Linked DNA regions of Homo sapiens: region 1 is linked to region 2. A link is a loop called in an ENCODE intact Hi-C map of the cell type or tissue named here. Cell type or tissue: A673. All regions are shown on one strand. Links, peaks and the distances in the headings refer to the core of each region. The heading gives the core; the rest is flanking DNA. Region 1 has its middle 8.8 kb from the start of BMPR1A. Region 2 overlaps BMPR1A (bone morphogenetic protein receptor type 1A).

What was found. Hi-C counts contacts between places; a loop is a spot of excess contacts. Peaks named below come from ENCODE experiments on the same cell type or tissue, not always from the same donor. Only the 100,000 strongest peaks of a DNase experiment are listed, where the experiment ranks them.
Region 1: it touches region 2 in a loop (6-fold over the local background); 11 of 110 quality-filtered maps call a loop at or near these places.

Annotation. Positions count from the first base shown.
Region 1 is chr10:86,746,348-86,749,270 of GRCh38, reverse strand. No RefSeq gene overlaps it. Among named protein-coding and RNA genes, the nearest start is that of BMPR1A, 8.8 kb to the left of the region's middle. In A673, for the core only: no CTCF peak of the experiment used is centred there; a DNase peak (open chromatin) is centred at 1,380; H3K4me3 peaks cover 645 bases; H3K27ac peaks cover 1,882 bases.
Region 2 is chr10:86,798,267-86,801,189 of GRCh38, reverse strand. The region is part of intron 1 of BMPR1A (bone morphogenetic protein receptor type 1A); the gene reads right to left. Among named protein-coding and RNA genes, the nearest start is that of BMPR1A, 43 kb to the right of the region's middle. In A673, for the core only: no CTCF peak of the experiment used is centred there; DNase peaks (open chromatin) are centred at 1,519, 1,819 and 2,339; H3K4me3 peaks cover 843 bases; H3K27ac peaks cover 2,359 bases.

The sequences.
Region 1 (2,923 bases), core at 293-2,792, 52 kb after region 2:
TGGCAAATTGTATATTTGTCAGAATGAAGTCAGTTAGAATCCCATATAAGATATGTAATTAAAGTTTTTATTTATTTGATTGACGTGAATATTTTTCTTGGTAAAAAGAGTTATTCTAGGCCAGGCACAGTGGCTCACCCCTGTAATCCTAGCACTTTGGGAGGCCAAGGCAGGCAGATCGCTTGAGTCCAGGAGTTCCAGACCAGCCGGGGCAACATGGCAAAACCCCATCTCTATAAAAATTACAAAAATTAGCCAGGCATGGTAGCACTTGCCTGTCATCCCAGCTACTCGGGAGGCTGAGGCAAGAGGACCCCTTAAGCCCAGAAGGCAGAGGTTGCAGTGAGCTGTGATCATGCCACTGCACTCCAACCTGGGCAACAGAGGGAGACCATGTCTCAGAAAAAATAAATAAAGAGTTGTTCTGTTGTTACACTTGCAATAACACATCATACTCATGAGATTTTAACTATGTATACCATATGTCATCAAAACTAGGGTACTGTTTCGTTGTGGGTTTTTTCCACCCAAAGAACAGCATGGATACTGTTGATTATAAGATCCATCATTATTTTATGTACAACTAAGGAAGAAAAACCTTGCCAGTTAAACCCTGACACGTTAATTAAGATATCGCAATTCCAGAAAGTTTCAAATGTCAAAAAAAATGTGCATCTGAGAATTAATGAAATATGGTGTATTTTAATGCATCTAGAAGGTGAAGCAATGCCATACAGGCCAGCATTTGAAATGTTAAATTTCTGAGTTTTTGATGTATAATCTTGTTATGCCTGATTCCTGAATAGCCACACTGTGGATGATACCACAAAAGCAGAGGCAGTGCAGTTCAACTGCATGTAAACATGTAAAACAAACAAAAGTGAATAACATGATTCAGTCACATAACGTTTGGAAAAAATACCAGCATCAAGTCACGTGCTGGATTATATTACAAATCAAAAATTAACTTTTTTTTTTTTTTTGAGATGGAGTTTCACTCTTGTTGCCCAGGCTGGAGTGCAATAGCACAATAAAAATTAACTTTTTGACAGTTGCTTATACTGAAAATGTGTGATGACAAGACGAATCAAATTTTAGATGTTAACACATAAGTTATCTTTGGAGAAGTCAAACTAAACATTCAGAAAAATCTCAGCAGTGCAATAGAATGACTTTACATCTGTCCCGGAAACTGAACAATAGTGCTTGTTGCTTATGAGGCCATCAGGAAAAGCCAGCTGTGGATTTCTTTCTAGTACAATTAATTGCTTCCGCTGTATATAAAATTGAAAGAATTGGGTGCTTTAGTGCGGAAAAAGGATATCCTGCTACACTGCTCCTATTTCCTCACAAAGGCTATTACTGAGCCTTTCACCATTAATTCGCATGCATTGGATTATCCTGTGATGAAAGGCCAAAAGGCTTTTCATTTTTATAGTCTCTTATCCTATTTATTTGGCACCTCTCTGGAGATACCTGCTCTTCTCCCAAGACCAGCTAATTGCTAGGATGTCAGAAGGTGGCTAATGACTGACTTCCTTTTCAGAGACTGTGAGCCCATCTCTTTGCTGCTTCTTGGGGTGGCTTTTCTTATTGCTGAGAAATATTCTGCGTTCTGTCATTATTTGAGGTAAAAAATGCTATCTTTTTTTTTTTTTTTTTTTTTTTTTTTTTTTTTTTTTTTTAAAGACAGAGTCTTGCTGTCTGTCACCCAGGCTGGAGTGCAGTGGTGTGATCACAGCTCACTGCAGCCTCAACCTCCTGGGCTCAAGCAATCCTCCCACCTCAGTCTCCCAGGTAGCTGGGACTACAGGTGCATACTGCCACATTCAGCTGATTTTTTTGTATTTTTGTAGAGACAGGGCCTCCCTGTATTGCCCAGTCTGATCTCGAATCCTGGGTTTAAGTGATCCTCCCACCTCAGCCTCCCAAAATGCTGGGATTACAGGCGTGAGCCACCGTGCTAGGCTCAAGACTTTGTTCTTAAGGCTGAGCTGAGCAGGTCAGAATCTACACCAGCACTGTCTAATAGAACTTTCAGTGAAAATGAAAATGTCCTGTATCTTCCCTGTTCCAACACAGTAGCCCCTAATCTCATGTGGTTATTGAGCATTTGATATGGCTAAACAGAGAAACTGAATTTTGATTTTTATTTATTTTTAACTAATTTAGAATTTACACAGTCACACATGCCAAGCAGCTATTGTATGTACTAGCCAGTGCAGGTCTACATGAAGGATATATAAAAAAATCACTTGATGGTCTCAGTGCACACAATGGGCAGGGATTGAGGGGTTGGCATTGAAAATGCAGCATCTCAGCTAAGTGCAGTGGCTCACGCCTGTAATCCCAACGCTTTGGGAGGCCAAGGTGGGCAGATCACCTGAGGTCAGGAGTTCAAGACCAACCTGGCCGACATGGTGAAACCCCGTCTCTACTAAAAATATAAAAATTGGCTGGGCATGGTGACGCACGCCTGTAATCCCAGCTACTTGAGAGGCTGAGGCAAGAGAATCTCTTGAACCCAGGAGGCAGAGGTTGCAGTGAGCCAAGATCGCGCCACTGCACTCCAGCCTGGGCAACAGAGTGAGATTCTGTCTCAAAAAAAAAAAAAGGAACAAAGAAAATGAAGCATCTAAACAACCAAAAGAGTAGAATTGGATTGTTTGTAACACAAAGGATAAATGCTTGTGGGGTGGATATCCCAGCTTCCGTGATGTGATTATTATAACTGCATGCCTGTATCAAAATATGTACCCCATTTAAAATATATATATATATATATCCACAAAAATTAAAACTAAAAAAAATGCCACCTTAAAAAAGAAAATGGGCTGGGCATGGTGGCTCACACCTGTAATCCCAGCATTTTGGGAAGCTAAGGCAGGCGGATTGCTTGAGCCAGGAGTTTGAGACCAGCCTA
Region 2 (2,923 bases), core at 168-2,667:
CCAGCCTGGGTGACAGAATGAGACCCTGTCTCAAAAAATATATAAAAACAAAAATTAAAGAATTTAAAAAATAAGCTTATGTCAGCCTCACTAGAATTCAGCATTTTAGTACACATTGTCCTGCCCATATTTTTAACATCTATGCAAACAATATTTCCAGATAAGCTCATATTTACAATTACTGTCATGCAAAACATACAAAGTTTCTTGCCATCTCTAGACACTTAGGAAGTTTCTCATCATACGTAAGTACGTGAAGATTATTTTCCTCACAGCGGCACTACTAATTTTATTCTCACTTTAAAATAATCCCTTTCAATGTCTGAATTCCTCTTCTAGTTAGTTTTTCATTACGTATCTTCTCCACATATATTAATTGCTATGAATTATGTCTTAACTCCTAAGAAACAGGACTTTTGACAGATATAAATAGAAATGTTCATTATTTTCGCAAAGAATTACATGCTTTCTTGTTTTTCTTAAAACACAAATCGCCTGGCCAGGTGTGGTGGCTCATGCCTGTAATCCCAGCACTTTGGGAGGCCGAGGCGGGTGGATCACTTGAGCTCAGGAGTTCAAGACCAACCTGGCCAACATGGTGAAATCCCGTCTCTACTAAAAAATACAAAAATTAGCTGGGCATGGTGGCGGAAGCCTGTAATCCCAGCTACTTGGGAGACTGAGGCAGAAGAATCGCTTGAACCTGGGAGGCGGAGGTTGCGGTGAGCCGATTTCACATTGCACTCCAGCCTGGGCAACAAGAGCGAAACTCCGTCTCACAAAACAAAAACAAAAACAAAAATGGCCTTATTTTAGGTTTCCCTCTTTTGATAGGAACATGAGACTATCACTCCCCCCTCGGCTCACTATATGAAGAAAGAGTCCAAATGCAGTGAGTGATGGCAACTGAGAGCCGGGCAGATGGCAGGGAGAACAGCCTACTTAGCTCCACTGAGGGCTGCAATTGGGAATACAGGCCCTGTGCTGCCCATCTTACCATTTTTCAAGATGAGTCAGAAATCTGCATTTTCTTTTGAAAACTCTCCCAATTTTTAATTGTTGGCCACTAATTTTTAAAAAATTACATTATAAGCCAAAAACATGCCTACAGGCCAAATCCAACTGACAGGTCACTAGTTTGCAACCTGTATGTTAAAGAATCATGGTTCATCTACTATTCTTTTTCTTGTTTTTAGTTAAATCTTCCCTCCAAGCAGAGATATGTTGTTTTTCTATAATATACCCACTTAAAGACTCAAAAGACTACCAACAACTGCCATTAAACATCTCTCTTTTAAAAAGTAATTTACTATATTTGCATTTTGATACTGGTTTGGGATGGGAAAGAAATTCATTTTAAATTTACAATTACTCTTGTAATCACAGCACGCTGGGAGGTCGAAGTGGGTGGATCGCTTGAGCCCAGGAATTCAACACCAAGTGAAGCCCCATCTCTACAAAAATACAAAAATTAGCTGGGTGTGACGATGTGCGCCTGTTGTCCCAGCTACTCAGGAGGATAAGGAGGGAGGATCACTTGAGCCCAAGAGGCAGAGGTTGCAGTGATCCAAGATCACACCACTTCACTCCAGCTTGGGCAACAGAGCAAGATCTTGTCTCAAAACAAAAGAAAACAAAAAAAGAAAGAAAGAAAAGAAAGAAAAGAAAAGAAAAGAAAAGAAAGGAAGGAAGGAAGGAAGGAAGGAAGGAAGGAAGGAAGAAAGGAAGGAAGAAAGAAAATGTACAATTACTCATGAAAAAAAGTAGTTATCAGTAGTTATTTGTAGAGCACCTGCAGTGTGCCCAGCACATTACTAAGCATTTTCACACTCTAGTTTTCACGAAAGCCTAAATTACCTTGTGAAGTTGATATTATTATCTCATTTTACAGACGACTTGTAATAGTTCACAAATTTCTCAGTTTTTCTTTCTCGGCATTCAGAATCCAGCAGAAATGGTTGGTTAGGGTTGCCTTTTGATAGGTATCATCAATCAATGATAATTACAACCATCTTAAATCACAGTAACAAAAATGCAAGGTAAAGATTTTGAAGGACAATATCCTTTGAAAAAAACAGCTAAAACTTTAACTCCTTAAGTTCTCCATTTTCACTAATGTTCCCTGACATCCCTTTAGTAGTCAGTTATTTTCAAGACAAGTAAAATTGAAGTCAGCTCTTCTTTTTGGTTAATATGTTCCTTTCCAGAATCTCTAAAAACAAAGTCTTGCAAAAACCAAAGCTTTTTTATTAACATAACAAGGACTAAAGGAACACCACTGACTACTGACACAAGGCACAGTGCTCAGCTCACATGCAATAAAACAAGTCGGATTCCCCACTCACATGAGCTTACAGTTTCAGTTTCTGAGAATGGAAACAGATCTGAAAGTAATTATGGTAAGTGCAACAAAGGAGATTTAAAACAGGATGCTGGATAGCTTTCACCAAGGTGTTTAAGTAAAAAGACATACTGGGCAAAATCTCAATACAATTGGAAAGGTAGAAAGACAAACTGCTCCCTTACAGTGAAGTGGTTCCTTTAAGATATTACAAGGCCTGAAGTCTTACATTAACATCTTATAAATACACAGTTCTACTCATATTTTATATGTCCTAGAGATTCCATGTTTAAGCCTTTAATTTTGATCTTTTAAAAGCCACTCATTTTTCTGTAAAACATGCATAAATAATAAACTTCAGTATTTTAAAAAGTAAAACCCTCATCAGGATTTAAGTTCTAAGGCTCAAGGAACATTTAAGTAATTAAAGCAAATTATATATTTATAAAAATAACAGACAAAACCAATAGCATTTATCAAATAATGTGGAAAGGATAATTGTTAAAATGCTACTTTTATTGATAACATGTAAAAACTTAGTATTAGTTTTTTAAGTATGGAAATTGTGATGAATGGTCTAAT